2 separate regions of the Homo sapiens genome follow, and region 2 is linked to region 1. Evidence: chromatin contacts called from ENCODE Hi-C or POLR2A ChIA-PET data. All regions are on one chromosome and are shown on one strand. Each heading gives the region's core, a stretch centred on a gene start or an enhancer-like site at or near the end of the contact. The rest is flanking DNA. Distances are from core to core; before and after follow the strand shown. Region 1 holds the start of ITPRIPL2 (ITPRIP like 2). Region 2 holds the start of GPRC5B (G protein-coupled receptor class C group 5 member B).

Evidence for each region. A loop is a pair of places that touch in the nucleus more often than their neighbours do. ChIA-PET counts read pairs that join two places held with the same protein, here RNA polymerase II (POLR2A). Pooled maps may share reads with other maps.
Region 2: a pooled map shows a loop between it and region 1 (2.8-fold over the local background). The contact joins the promoter of GPRC5B here to the promoter of ITPRIPL2 in region 1. A Hi-C loop is called at or near these places in 5 of 50 pooled maps. POLR2A ChIA-PET finds 5 or more read pairs at or near these places in 2 of 52 experiments (GM10248 and PC-9).

Annotation. Positions count from the first base shown.
Region 1 is chr16:19,111,178-19,118,444 of GRCh38, reverse strand. It overlaps ITPRIPL2 (ITPRIP like 2), which reads right to left and starts at 4,481. Exons shown (of 1, transcript NM_001034841.4): 1 at 1-4,481. The coding sequence starts at 3,983. The coding sequence ends at 2,376. RefSeq lists silencers at 3,920-4,289, 4,380-4,479.
Region 2 is chr16:19,881,693-19,889,120 of GRCh38, reverse strand. GPRC5B (G protein-coupled receptor class C group 5 member B) reads left to right here and starts at 4,273. Exons shown (of 4, transcript NM_016235.3): 1 at 4,273-4,394. RefSeq lists a silencer at 3,720-4,014 and enhancers at 5,530-6,260, 6,261-6,990, 6,991-7,428.

The sequences.
Region 1 (7,267 bases), core at 3,232-5,731:
CACCCAGGCTGGAGTGCAGTGGTGTGATCTTGGCTCTCTGCAACCTTCACCTCCCGGGTTCAAGTGATTCTCCTGCCTTAGCCTCCCGAGTATCTGGGATTACAGGCGCCCGCCACCACGCCCAGCTAATTTTTGTATTTTTTAGTAGAGACAGAGTTTCACTATGTTGGCTAGGCTGGTCTTGAACTCCTGACCTCAGGTGATCCGCCCACCTCGCCTCCCAAAGTGCTGGGATTACAGGCGTGAGCCACCACGCCCAGCCTTAAAGCTTTATAATCCTTCCAACCCTTGATGTCCCCCACTGTAGTAAACAATGAGTACAGAGGAAGTTGTGGTTGAGTATGGAAATATATATATATATAAAATATGTATACATATATATATATATAAGATCTACTCTTGGCATTTATTTTAAAAACTAATTTTAAAAAATACCGTGCAGTTTCTATCTTTGCATAAAGTTAGCAGACTGACTTCTTTGCACAATGCAGTACCTTATGACCCAACATTGACCTCAAAAGCTAGGAATGACCTTTGCGGGGAACTGTCCCCAAGACAACCTCAAAGAGACAGCACAACATTTGCAGCTGTTTCTCTTTCAGCCCAAGGTCGCAAAGGATATAAGAAGCCAATGCAGCTTGGAGGAGAAGGATTCCTGTAAATCACTCACTATGATTTCCCACAGCAGGCAAGTGGATCCCCTAAAGAAAGAAGGCTTATAGAGTTCCCTCAAAAGAGCTCAGAACTTCAACAATGATTCTATTCACATAGGCATTTCTGTCTTCCAAATTTTAGCTTTAAGAGTCTGAGGAAGTACATGTTTTTATTTAGAAAACAAAAAAATCCCAATTTGTAACACTTGGACTGGCTGCATTTCCAATCAGGCAAGCAGATGAGGGGCCATGCTGAACTTAAACTGCAATTGAGGACTGTTATAAATTTGGGAGAACAAGGAAGAATTCCAGGACCGGCTCCTCCCAGCTGCAAAATACACCCAACCTGGTGATACTGACACCTAAAGAGAAAAGAGACAGACTGCCGTCAAGGGCTGTCTCCCTTGCTCTTTTCCTAATTTGTCTCCTCTGCCCACGACCAGGGAGTAACTGATCTTCAAGCACAGAGCCCAAGATACTGAACTATAAGTGAAATGTTTTGCAAGACCTGTGCTGAATCAACAGGTCTCTTGGACCACGTAAGACTGCCTGGACAAGGAAGAACCATCAATGGTTAGAGACCCAGCACAAACCACATGCTAAGCAGCAGGCATTTCCTCTTCATTAGCTCATTAAGCTCAGAAAGAAATCTCTTTGTGAAGGAGTTTGCTAAAAACCTTAAAACAAAAAAGTTTTCTGTCTCCAGCCAGCAGCCAGCCTTGGAGAAACACCTTTACAGGCAAAGCCTAAAACACATCTTTCTCCAAAGCCAACATGTTTTATGCCTTCACCAGTGTTGTCTTGAATATGTATTTGGTTGCTACTTTGGTTCCAGACATCTCTGGCTGGTAGTAGGTAGTTTAATGAATGGATGTTGACGGACAGGTACATATCCCAGCTTGTGGCCTGCGGCGATGTTAGTTAGGCAAGCATGCTGGCTGCTTTTCAAGGTTGTACATTTAATAATAAATATAACTGGCTTCCCTTTCAGATGCAATGCTTGGTGCTAGCAATTACCACAAAATGAGTGAATTGATCAATATAAAGTGCTATTTTCTCTGGAAGCTTCTCTAACCAACTCTCGATTGCCTTTCCATCTATGTGACTTAACTTGTTGACAATCTTGTCAAACACCTGTGATTGCACCATTTTAAAAATACATTAATATTAATTTGAACAGTGGAAATTATGTTCCTCTAAACATTAGCCCCTAAAATAGAACTTCAATTCCAGTTGCAAATAAAGATTCAGATTTTTCTTTTTAAAGACAATCAGGAACCCAGTACCTAGCAAGTAATTGTGTCAAAAACTTTAGTGTTTTGTTTTGTTTTTTTTTAATTTGGGCAGAGAGATCTGTGTCTAAAAACCGACAGAAGGAACTTTCCCTGCAGCTAGTTCTTGCTTCTTCTACTGGACTTCTCTAAAAGCCACATCCTTCTACAGAATCCGTCTACACAGAACAATATTTGAACCAATTCTTGGGTCTCCTGTTGGATGTCTTCCCATGGTTTGCCCAGGACACTCTAGTGGGTGTGAAGATGTCATATTATACTGGACTGTGAAGCGAGAAGGTGATATTTAAGCCACTAAAGCTTGTGGCAGCCACCAAATTTTCCAATGCCTTCTGCAATCTTGCATTTAACTGGCTTCACCGCCATTCCCACCCCCACCCAGTGGGAAAGGCTTTAGGAGCATTTGGTCAGGTGGGGGTGCTGTCAGGGTTTACGGTTCACCTTCAAGGAAGCCCTGGGTGCGCTGACTCCGGGGTGGGGGGCACCTGGCAAGGTAGCGGGGACCCCCGTAGGCCCGGAGAAGCTGGGGCAGCCTTTGCCACGTGGACAGCAACCGCGCTGCTGCAAGTTCCCGGGCGTGCCCGTCGAAAGCGGCCAGGAGGTCAACTGGGGCGGCTTCCCTCAGTGCCTTGGGCAGGGGACCCACCTCGGCAGCCGCCCCACCAGGGCCCAGGACGCAGTGGAAGAGCGTATGGCGTCGCAGCAGGCAGTCCCTAAGGAACTGCACCAACTCCTCCAAACACCTTCCCAGGTGCTCCTCGTCCCAGCCTTGCCCAGGGGCCCCCTTGCGCAGCAGCACTGCCAGCAGCACTGTCTTGAGCACATATGAGGATAGGATGCGTCCCCACTGGGTGGCGGCCGCTGAGTCCAGCCCACGGGCCCCCAGATCGCGCAGAGCCTTAAGCAACTGCAGGCACTTGAGGTAGCAGGCACCTGGAGCTGCCCGTTCCTGCAGCCAACTCAGCAGCTTCTGCTCCTGGCGTGCTGTGTTCACACCCCACAGTGCCTCCGCACGCAGGCCCTCAGGGAGCTCCAACAGGGGCGCGCTGGGCAAGGGTGGCGGTGGTGGCGCCACAAGGAAGACCCCATCTCCCAGATGGACAGCGGGGATGAGACGCACAGCCATAGAAAGGCGGCAGCAGCCGTAGTCAGTGCGGCAGGGCAAGATGTGTAAGGTGGGGGGCTGTTCCAGGCCACCTGGGGTCAAGGTGACCCGACAGCGCCCCTCCAGGCTGTAACGCACAGTGGCCAAGGAGCGCTGCAGATGCGACTGGAACCAGCGCAGCACCAGAGTAGCAGAGAGGTGACGCCGCCCGCGCACATCCACGCAGAAGGCATCAGCAAAGGGTTTGCAGTCCCGAAGCCAGTGGCCCCCCGAGGCCCCCGATGGTGAGGGTGGTGCCTTGAGGGCGCACAAGAAGCAGCCGCGGAAGGCCGGGGCCAGCGCTGGCTCCTCGCCCAGGCTCCGTGGCTCCAGCGCCACAAGCGGCGGGAGGCGCAGTGGCACCAGCACGTCGAAGCTGTCGGGCCGGCGGATTTTATGTTGCTCGTAGGCGCTGCCCACCTGGATGAAGTCTCCGCGGAAGGCCAAGGCCAGCGCTCCCCCAGGAATGAGACCGGGGGACCCCCGGGCGCGGCCAGCCCGCACCAGCTCGCCCACGATCCGGCTCACGTGCGCCTTGCTGTGGCCCAACACGTGCGGAGACAGGCGCACCTCATGCTCGTAGTAACTCTCCAGCAGGATGCTGAGGCCCGGCTCTCGGAAGTGTCTCGAGGAGAAGGCGGCGTGACCCTCCAGACGGGGAGACCCGGGCAGGAAGCGCTGCCGGACAGCGTGGCGACAGCGCAGGAGGACATAGCTGAGGAGGAGCAGGACGGCCACCTTAAGCAACGGGAAGCCGCCATCCACGCCGTCGGCGGGCTCGGCCCGGGCGCCCCCGCTTCCCCGCAGGACATGGTAGAGGCACACCAGGGCGGTGCACAGGCCGGTCACCAGGGGCCAGAAGACGCGTAGATTGAGGGTGTAGTGCACCGACATGCCGGGCGCCCGGGGCGGCGGTGGCCGAGCAGCCCAGGGGGCAAGCCCCGGCGGCGACCCAAGCCCAGCATGCGCACAGCGCCCGGGCAGCCCCGCTGTCCCCGTCTCCTCCTCCGCGGCGGCTTCCCGAACGCAGGCCCGAGGGAGGCCGCCCTCCAGCTCGGCCTCCTCTCCCAGCTCAAGTGTTCCTTCCAGCTGCGGCCCGCCCTGCGCTCTCGGGCCCCGGGCCGCGCCCTGCCCCGGCTGCGCGCTGAGTCCGGCCCAGCGGCCCTCCCCGCCCGGCGCCCCCGCGCGCCGCCGTCGGCCAGCTTCTGGCCCGGCCTGGCTCGCCTCCTACCCTGGGCGGCCCTCCTGGCTCTCCCGCCGCTCCTCTCCGCGCCTGACCCTGTTACTCGGACCCCGGGAGTTTCCTCTTCCGAGGGGGAGGCGAGGCCGCGCCAGCTAGCGGGGAGGAAATGCCGGAGTCTGGAGCCGAGCGTGGAGCTGGCGAGCCGGGTCGGCCCCCTCCCGGGCCTCCGCCTTAAAGCGACGCGGGGCGGCGGGAGGGACTTCAGGACGCTCTTGGAACTGGCCTCCCGCGGCCCACCCCCATCCTCCCTCCCCGAAGGCAGAATTGGGAAGGCCCTGATTCCGGGGCGGTAGCTTCGTCCAGGGAGCCTCTGGAGTTGCGCTCCCTTGAAGTTATACTGGGACGTTGAAAAGGAGAAAAGGGCGCACAGCCAGACTGTCCAGTCCTCCCCACCCCCACCGCACAAGCTGCGGTGGCGTGGCAGGCCCTGGCACAGGAGTGGCCCTTGCCGTCTGCCGCAGTCGTCTGTTCAAACCAGTATTCACCGAGCACCTACCATGTGCCAGGTCGGAGCCACAGTGCTGGGGAAATCATAGTTGACAAGATGGACAAGGTTTCTGTCCTTCGTGAAGCTTACAGCCTTGTAAAAATGGGAATCAAAAAAGGAAGGGGCTGGGCGCAGTGTCTCACGCCTGTAATCCCAGCACTTTGAGAGGCCGAAGTGGGCGGATCATTTAAGGTCAGTAGTTCGAGACTAGCCTGGCCAACATGGTGAGACCCCCCCCCCCGCCCCCCATCTCTACTAAAAATACAAAAATTAGCCAGGCGTAGTGGCACGCGCCTGTAATCCCAGCTGTTCGGGAGGTTCAGGCAGGAGAATCGCTTGAATCCGGGAGGCGGAGGCTGCCGTGAGCCGAGATCGCGCCACTGTACTCCAGCCTGGGTGACAGAGTGAGACTCCGTCTCAAAAAAAAAAAAAAAAAAAAAAAAAGTGGGGGGAAGGATTCCACAGCAAGAAAACGCTCTAAAATAAACAAAAGTGCCCGAGGGAGTGAGAAGGTGCTGGCTACCCTGTGGAAACCAGAGGATGACAGGGGTGACATTTGGCCTGAGACTTCATCGGAACATGCTGGTTCACCCCTGTAATCCCAGCACTTTGGGAAGCCGAGGCGGCGAGAAGATCGCTTGAGTGAGGCCAGGAATTCGAGGCTGCAGTGAGCTATGATAGCATCATTGCACTCCAGCCTGAGTGACAGAGCAAGACTCTTGTCTCTGAAAAAATAAAATAAATAAAATGAAATGAAATTAAAATAAAATTATTTTCCCAGTGGAGGAAAGGGGCACAAACAGGTTCAGCTCAGGCAGGTTCAGCTGCCCCCCTTCCCCCCTCCCCCACAAGGTTACACAGCCTTTGTAGAGCTGGGCAGAAACCAAGGGGTGGAACTCCCAGGAGGGGGCCCAGGGAAGGTCTCTTCCTCATCTGCTGGGAATTTTGGGGGTCCTTTGTCTGGGTCTACATTGGAACCTCAGTCCTAGGAAGCTTGTTTTGTTTCATAACAGGGAGCACTTCCTGAAATAATCTGATCTATTTAAATAATTGTCTTTCTTTATTCACACTCATTACACCTTCTTTGCTGGCACTGACCTTTAAAGAGAGCAAGGGTGAATATATTAAAACATGTTAGAACCCAGCTGCCACCTGGGAACCAGGACTCAAAAGATGGCTTCTGGGTTGTTCCCAGTAAATCCTAAATTGGGCCCCTGAGAGCTAAGCAGATCTGCCTTCAGATCCCATCTACTAATATTAGCTATGAGATCATCATCTACCAGTCAAGATTCTTAGGTTTGCAAGTGACAGAAACACAGCTCCAACTGGCTTAAGTGCACGCACGCATAGACACACACACACACACACATTATTGTATCATGTTAACTGAGATCCATGAGGGGATTTCAGGTACAGCTGAATCTAGGTGCCTCAATGCTATGCAGACCTGTTCTCCCTTCACTTCTTAGCTCTCTGCTTTTTAAGTGGGCTGTCCTCCCCACAGGTCCTCCATATGCCCTTGGCTGCTGTAGTCTCACATTGTCTTCAGTGCAGAAGAAAAGAGAGCCTTTCCTGTTTTTGTTTGTTTGTTTGTTTGTTGTTTGTTTGTTTTAAAGACAGAGTCTCACTCTGTTGCCCAGGCTGGAGTGCAGTGGCACGATCTCAGCTCACTGCAACCTCCACCTCCTGGGTTCAAGTGATTCTCATGCCTCAGCCTCCTGAGTAGCTGGGATTACAGGCATGCGCCACCACGCCTGGCTAATTTTTGTATTTTTAGTAGAGATGGGGTTTCACCATGTTGTCCAGGCTGGTCTTGAACTCCTGACCTCAGGTGATCTGCCCACCTCAGCCTCCCAAAGTGCTGGGATTACAGGCGTGAGCCACCGCGCCTGGCCAGAGAGGCTTGCTTTTCTCAAAGTTGTGGTAAATGCCATGACTTGGGATAGTTTTGGGTCATATGCTAAAGTCACCAAGCAAGGGAATGCACTGATTAGCATTGCCCAGGTAGTGCCCCCACCAACTCCAATCCAAATCTATGTTGAAACCTTAACGGCCAATGTGACTGTATTTGGAGATAGGGCTTTTCGGCAGTAATTTAGGTTAAATGAGGTCAGAAAGATAGGGTCCTAATCTGATAGGATTGGTGACCTTATAAGAGGAAGAAAGAGAGACGGCTCTCTCTCCATGTGGTTGGACCAAAGAAAGACCATCTGCAAGCCTGGAGAAAAGCCCTCACCAGAAGCGGAATGCTACCAGACCTTGATTTTGGACTTTCTAACCTCCAGAGCTATGAGAAAATAAATTTCTGTTGTTGGAGCCACCCAATCTATGGTATTTGTAGAGGCAGCCTGAGCTGACTAATACAGTTGGGTACCCAGCCCTGGAACCAAGAGGTGGAGTCAGCCCTGTTCAAACTGTGGGAACTGTGGGAAGGGGTGTCTCTCCCCC
Region 2 (7,428 bases), core at 3,024-5,523, 770 kb before region 1:
GTGGAAAGTGAGAAGACCATGGGTAACTGGGTTTGAGTCCTGCCTCTGACACATACAGCTGTGAGACCAAGGGAAAGTCCCTCAACCTTCCCAAGCCTCATTTTACCACATGCGACACAGACACCAACCTCAGAAGGTTCTGTTGTTCAGGCAAGATGATTCATGGAAATCGACTTTGACAACTCCAAAGCCCTGAGTGCCACATTCCTTTAGGAGATGTTCTGCTTATTAGCAGAGACAAGAGGATGATCATGAAAGGTCTGGACACAGAATAGACATACTTGAAAGGGGAAAGCAAAGCTGGAATTCAATTATTCTTTTTTTTATTTTCTTAAAAAAAATTTTTTTTTTTTGAGATGGAGTCTTGCACTGTTGCCCAGGCTGGAGTGTAGTGGCATGATCACAGCTCAATGCAGCCTCGACCTCCCGGGCTTAAGCGATTCTCCCGCCTCAGCCTCCTGAGTAGCTAGGACTACAGGTGCACGCCACTATGCCTGGCTAATTTTTAATGTTTTGTAGAGACAGGTCTCCCTATGCTGCTCAGGCTGGTCTCAAACTCCCTGGCCTCAAGCAATCCTGCTAACTTGACCTCCCAAAGTTAACTATTCTTTTAGTAAACAAATATTCGATGAGCCATGCCCTGTGCCACGCACTGGATGCCAGGATAAACAATAGACATAGTTCTTGTCCTCATCAAGCTTAAGGATATGCTATGCATACAGTAGCCACATGTGGTTATTGATTATTTATTTACTTATTTATTTATTTTAAGAGACAGAGTCTCACTCTGTCACCCAGGCTGGAGAGCATGGGTGCAATTATAGCTCACTGCAGCCTCAAACTCCTGGCCTCAAGAAATCCTCCCACCTCAGTTTCCCAAAGTGCTGGATTATAGACATGAGTCATCATGCATGTCCAGCCTAAATTTAAATCAATTAAAAATAAATAAAACTGAGGCCGGGCTCGGTGGCTCACGCCTGTAATCCCAGCACTTGGGGAGGCCTGGGCAGGTGGGTCACCTGAGGTCGGGAATTCGAGACCAGACTGACCAACATGGTGAAACCCCATCTCTACTAAAAATACGAAAATTAGCCAGGCATGGTGGTGGACGCCTGTAATCCCAGCTACTCAGGAGGCTGAGGCAGGAGAATCACTTGAACCCAGGAGGTGGAGATTGCAGTGAGCCGAGATAGCGCCATTGTACTCCAGACTGGGTGACAGTGACTCCATCTAAAAAAAAACAAACAAACAAAAACTGAAAGTTCAATCCTGTAGTCATACAAGTCACATATAAAGTGCCTAGTGGGCACATGTTTAGCGGCTGCCATTATCAGACAGTGTAGATTGGACGGCACAGCACTGAGATACAGTCTTGTAGGGGAGACAGACACCAAGCAGAGAGCCATGCAAATATCTAATTACACACTGATATGGTTTGGCTGTGTCCCCACCCAAATCTCATCTTGAATTGTAGCTCCCATAATCCCTACATGTCATGGGAGGGACCTGGAGGGAGGTAATTGAATCATGGGGGTGGGTTTTTCCCATGCTGTTCTCATGATAGTGAATAAGTCTCACAAGATCTGATGGTTTAATAAAGGGCAGTTCCCCTGCACATGCACTCTTGCCTGCCACCATATAGCCACCATATAAGACGTGACTTTGCTCCTCTTTTGCCTTCTACCATGATTGTGAGGCCTACCCAGCCATGTGGAGCTTTGAGTCCATTAAATCTCTTTTTCTTTATAAATTACCCAGTCTTGGGTATTTCTTCATAGCAGTATGAAATTAATACACATACCATGACATTTGTCAGTGGGAAGCCATGGGCAGTGCACTGACCATTTCTCAGGTGAGGAATAGAGCCAGGGAAGCCACTGGTTTTCATTAGACAAAGTGAACTGGGCACTTGAGAGCCTGACATGGCTCCCTGGACCTCCTGGAGCCATTCTCTCCAAGGCTGGAGACCCAGTGAACTCTCCTGGGAGGTGAGGTTCCTCTGTGACAATGTCTGACCTGACAGCAAATGACACCAGTCTAACCATTGGTGGATAATATGGCCTGCAGAGCCAGATGGCCTGGATTGGATTTTGTCTTTGCCAACCGTCTAACCCCGGGGCAGTACTTAACCCCTCTTGGCCTCAGTGTCTCCATCTGTAAAACAGGGAGAATAACAGTCTCTGGCCTAAAGGGTAACTGGGAGGATTAAATGAATTAAAGAATTTAAAACACTTAGAATAGCTCCTGGCACACAGAAAGCACTATGTACTCAGCTATTATTGTTATTATTATCATCCATGGGTGTTTGAACTTTTTGGAGGGAAGGAATGCACCTGCCACTCAATGTCCTCCTTCATTTTCACTCTGTGCTCCCTGTGGTATCATCACCCAAAGTGAAACTGACCATCACAGTCAGGGTCCTCTGTAAAACAAGTGGGAAAGGGAATATAACCGTAACTGCAATGTTAATCAGCTCATATTAAGGATTTTCCACATGCCAGACCCTGCGTGAAGCACTTTATATGTTAGCACGTGTTAGACCTTCACAACAACCCCAATAGGCATGTGCGATGAAAAAGATCTCCATTTTGCAGACGTTGAGGACATGTGGCTCACGAAAGTGAACTTGCCCACGTTGACAAAAGGATCTCGGCGTCAGTTCCAAGAGCTGCCACCAGGTGACAGTGCCCATCCACTTTCCAATTGCGCAGTCTGGCGGGAACACACTTTGGGTCGTCCCGCAAACATTTAATGAGCGCCTACTGTGCCTGGAACTGTTCTGGGCTCTGAGGATCCATGCAAATAAACCAGGAGTGGGGCGAAAAACTGCCATTATGGTTCTTCCTTTCCATTTTCCCTTGAATATAATAAAAGGTATCCCAGAGATGCGTGCCCAAGGGGGATGTGGCCTAACCGGACCGGAACTGGGAGGCTGGCAGGGAGGGATGGGAGTATCTGGAAGGGCCACGGTCCCCAAAGATCAGGGGCTGCCACTATTCCCAGAAGGAGGTGTTCTGCATCTCCCCTTCCTGCAGCCCCCGGGAGAGGGGAGCAGGGGTCCGTCCTATCCCTTTTGGTCTTATGTGGCTGGGATGGTTGCGGCGACGGGGGTAGAGATTGGGGGGCGCACCGCGGAGGGAGAAAGGAAATCTCACCCTGAGAATCTGGAGTGCAGGGAAGGGATGCTGCTCAAAGGTCTGTTTCTGGCTTTGGCGGGGGGCCACCTGAGACTGCCAGGGTTTGATGGTCTGAAGGTCACCCAGGGAACCAGCCCCATATGGGGTGCCGGAGCGCAGCTCCCAGGCCTGGTCGAAGCAATGCGACCTCGGAGAGGCCTGAGGACTAGGACGGGGTGAGGGGGACTCAGAGACGGCTGCCCCGGACCCCTCCTTCAAGCAGGTCCCACGGCCGCCCAGCGGACACGCGTCCGGGCTGTGCCCTGACCGTCTGCGGAGCGCACGGCCAGTGGCCCGGGCCGCTGAGTGTGTGAGCCCTGAAGGGCAGTGGACATGTGCGTACGTGGGTGATGTGTGCGGTAGGGGTGGTGGCGATCCTGCGTAGGGACCCACGTGAGGGGTGCACCGACTGGACGTGTGTGTTTCGAGGGGCCAAGGAAGCGGGTGTTGGTCCCAGTGTGCGTAAACGGACAACGACATCTGGGAGTTGGGCAGTGAGGAGAGAGAAGAGTGTGTCCAGGAGGAACCTGCCTGGAGGAGGCCTAGCGGTGTGTGTGCGCCTAGGTGTATACCGGGGCGTTGGTGACTTCGAGAGGCACCGGGCGGGATCGATCCTCTCTGCGTCCTGGACCTGGTGCTGGTGTGTTTCGGGGAAGTTACTGCTTATGAACCCCCCTTGGAGCGTGGCCTGGGGGCAGGAAGGCTTCCGCGCTGGGACCCCTGGGTCGCGATACCTCCCTCGGTAAGTGTATTGGCTAGGGGAGTGTTCCCGCAAATGGATCTACCCTGGGGAGTTGCCCGGCTCGTCTGGACTGCTTACGGGCGCACTGACGTTGTGGGGGGAATGTCCCCGAATTGGGGGCACGAGGTCGGGGGAATCGTCTCTGAGATCCGGGCTAGAAGCTACGAGCTTGGGCTCCGGGGGTGCATGCAGACGGCGCCTAGCCCCGCGCGGAACCGCCGGCGGGACCGGGGGTGGGGCTCGGAGGCCCGGGGGCGGGGCCGGCCGGGGGCGGGGGCGGGGGCGGGGCCGCGGCCGCTGCAGCAGCGCGGGCCGGGCCAGGGGGCGCCTCGCGCGGCAGCGACTCTGGCAGGCGCTGCAGTGAAGCTGGACCCGCAGGCGGGCGTGCGTGGAGCGGGGGCCGCGGCCGCGCCGCAGAGATGTGACTCGGGCCGAAGGCCAGCTGGAGCGTCGGCGCTGCGGGGCCGCGGGGGTCGGTAAGTGCGAGCTGCGCCGATGCAGTGGAGGACGCTGTGGGGACCCCAGAAACTTTTCCCGCCGTGGATTTGGGAGAATTGGGGGGTCCGCTTCTTGTGTTTTTCTAAGCGCCCCCCCAACCCAAGCCAGGGAGTTTATTGCTGGGGGAGATGTGGAATCTGGGCGAGGGGAACCACGGTGCGACGAGAGCAGAGCCGTAGAGGGGTGGGCGGGGGAGGGGAGGATCTGGGGACCTTTACGGGGGGAGGGAGACTGTGCCCGGACCAGGTAGAGATCCAAGTCTCCCAGGAGGGTGTGGGGGCGACCACAGGTGAAGGGCAGCTGGGAGGGTAAAGGAGCCCAGCCGTGTCCTAGTGACTCGTCATGTGTGAGGAGCTGCGGGCTGGTCCTGGGGCCGCGTTGGGGGCTGACTGTGGACAGGGCAGACGCAGCCGGGGGCACAAGGGCTGGACTTTGGGGGTGAACAGCCGCACCTGTCGCGGGGGCTGGGGGTCAAGCCCGCAGCCGGCTTGAGTGCGCATTACTCAGCAAGGGGAGGGGGGGACACGGCGGTGGGAGATGGCAGAGCTGAGACCTGGGCTGGGGACGAATGACGGGGAGGGGTGGGGAGGAGGGGGCGGCTGCATACAATGGCGGGGGGGGCAGTGGCGTTTCCCTTCCAGACAGGGGGCACTTGGACCTCTGGAAGAGGCGGCTAGGCTGGAGATAAGGACTAGACCTGTTCTCGGTCCCCTCTCCTTGGGGGACACAGGCTTCCAGCCCCACAAGGACCCCACACATCCCGGGGTCCCTAGCGCTTAGGCCGAAAAGGGAGCGCGCGGGAGGAGCCCGCACCCGCCTTGGCCCCGGGCAGCCGGTTGAACAGCCTGGGAAGGGGCCAACGACCTTGCCCCAGAAATCTCCCCCGTGCAGCGGGTTCACTCCTCCGTCCTTGCTCTGTCACACCCAGGCCTAGCCAGTCCTCCCTTTCCGTCCCCCGTTCGCTAAGGGGGCGGCTCCTTGGAGCGCGGACAAAGGCCCCTGGAGTGTGGCGGGCAGCGGCGTCCCCGCCTGGGGCCCCAGCCCACGCGCCACATTGGCCGCCCAACTGCACCAGGCCGGGGGGCACCTGAACAGAGCCCAGAAAGCCCTGGGGGACCCCGCAAAGACAAGAGAAGTGGGGGAGGGATCTGGCACAAAAACCCCGGCACTTCAGCCAAGGAACCTTCTTAATTCAGAAGTTTCTTCGGTGGGGACTCGGGCTTGCGGAGGATCCAGGCTTTGAGTTAAACTGCATGCAAATGACATGTAAATAGAATGCAAATTGGCATCTGTCGTTTGGAAGCCCTCCCGGCCAGTTTGGTATCTAAGACTGTGGAGTGAACAGTTTGCTATCTGCTCCCTGCTCTAAGCCTGGAAAGGGGTCAGCTGAGTTGGGAAGGGAAGGAGATTCCAGGAGGAAGGAGCCGCCATTTGGGGGCACAGGCAGCAAGACAGGCAGTTTTGTTAGAAAGATAAACTCAGAATCTTTACTGGATTAATATGTTATTTCAAGAAACGTGCCAGGGACAGAACTGGGTGCCTTGTATAAAACGGACAAAACCCCTGCTCTCCCGGGGCTGGGGAAGTGAGTGGACAAACATTAAACAAACCCATAGCAAATGGCTATGAAATCCGATTGGGGTGAGGACGGCCAGGAAAATAAGATGGGGTGATGTAAAAGAAGGTGACAGGGGTGTATGTACCTGAGATGACTGTTCCGGGAGTGACATTTGAGTGGAGCCCAGCTAGAAGAGGGGCCCTCCGCTGGGAGGTCTTGGAGGAAGACTGAACCAGGAGGAAGGCACTGTGCCTGCAAAAGCTTGGAGGTGGGAATGAGCTTAGAGGAACTGAACAAAGGCCATTGTGGCTGGAGCTGTAGGCAGATTTGGGGGTGGGGATAGGGGAATGGTAGGGACCAGCCAGATCATGATCTTTTGGGTCATGGAAAGGAGTTTAGGGTTTATTCTGTTTGGACCAGTGAACCCTTGGAGGGTTTTGAGTGGGAGGCCATGGGATCTGATTTGTAGAAGCTCCCCTGACGTTGACAAGGAAATGGAAAATAGCCCCCCTTTCCATTCTGCCCATGGGGATAGAGAGACGCTGGGAGCCTCCAAGGGGCTCTGTCCAGCCTTGGGGGACCGCTTTGAGCCTAGCCAGCCACTGCAAGCCAACTGGAGGAGCAGCTCAGGTTTTAAAATCCACTCCCTGCTTTCATACAGTTTTTATCCACTCTAACGGAGCCCCCCGGAGCCCACGGCCCCGTAAGCACTTTCTCGCAGAGCTTCCTGGGGGTTCCGCTTAGTCACATTTTCTTCTCGGAATTACAGCCTGAGAGGAACCAACCACTGTGGATCGGGCAGCCAAGGATGCAATTTGCATTTCAATGATTGCTTTTATTTACAGGACTGGAGCTGCTTTGCATATTCATGGATCACAGAGCTTGTGTTCTTGCAACCCTGTTTACTAACCTATGAGGATTTTTTAATTTGAGAGCCCTCAAATGGGCCAGTGGTCTAGTCAGCATTGGGAAATGAAGATGATGAGATCCTGTAACTCGGAAAAGATATCAGAGGGTGAGAATTGGGGGTGTGGGAAAGAGCGGGTCTGAAGTCAGGAAACCTTGTAACAGTTTAATCCTGCAGAGCAGGAAATGGACCAGAGGCTCCAGCAGGAGTGAGTTGGGACAGACTATGATGCTGGGGTGCATGGGGATCTGGCTCTGCAGCCCCATCCTGAGCCTCTGCCACACGTGAGGGATTCAGAACAGGGATGCAGCAGAAACGCCTTGAGGTCAGGAGCTGGGAGAAATGGGGGCTAGTCCCAGGCCAGCCTGTAAATTCCAGTGAACCTCTGGCCAATTTTCCTGACGTCTCTGCCTTCATTTTCGCAACAGGAAAATGGGAATCATGATTGTCTTTCTTTTTTGAGACAGTTTAACTCTGTCGCCCAGGCTGGAGTGCAGTGGCGCAATCTCGGCTCACTGCTAACTCCGCCTCCCGGTTTCAAGAGATC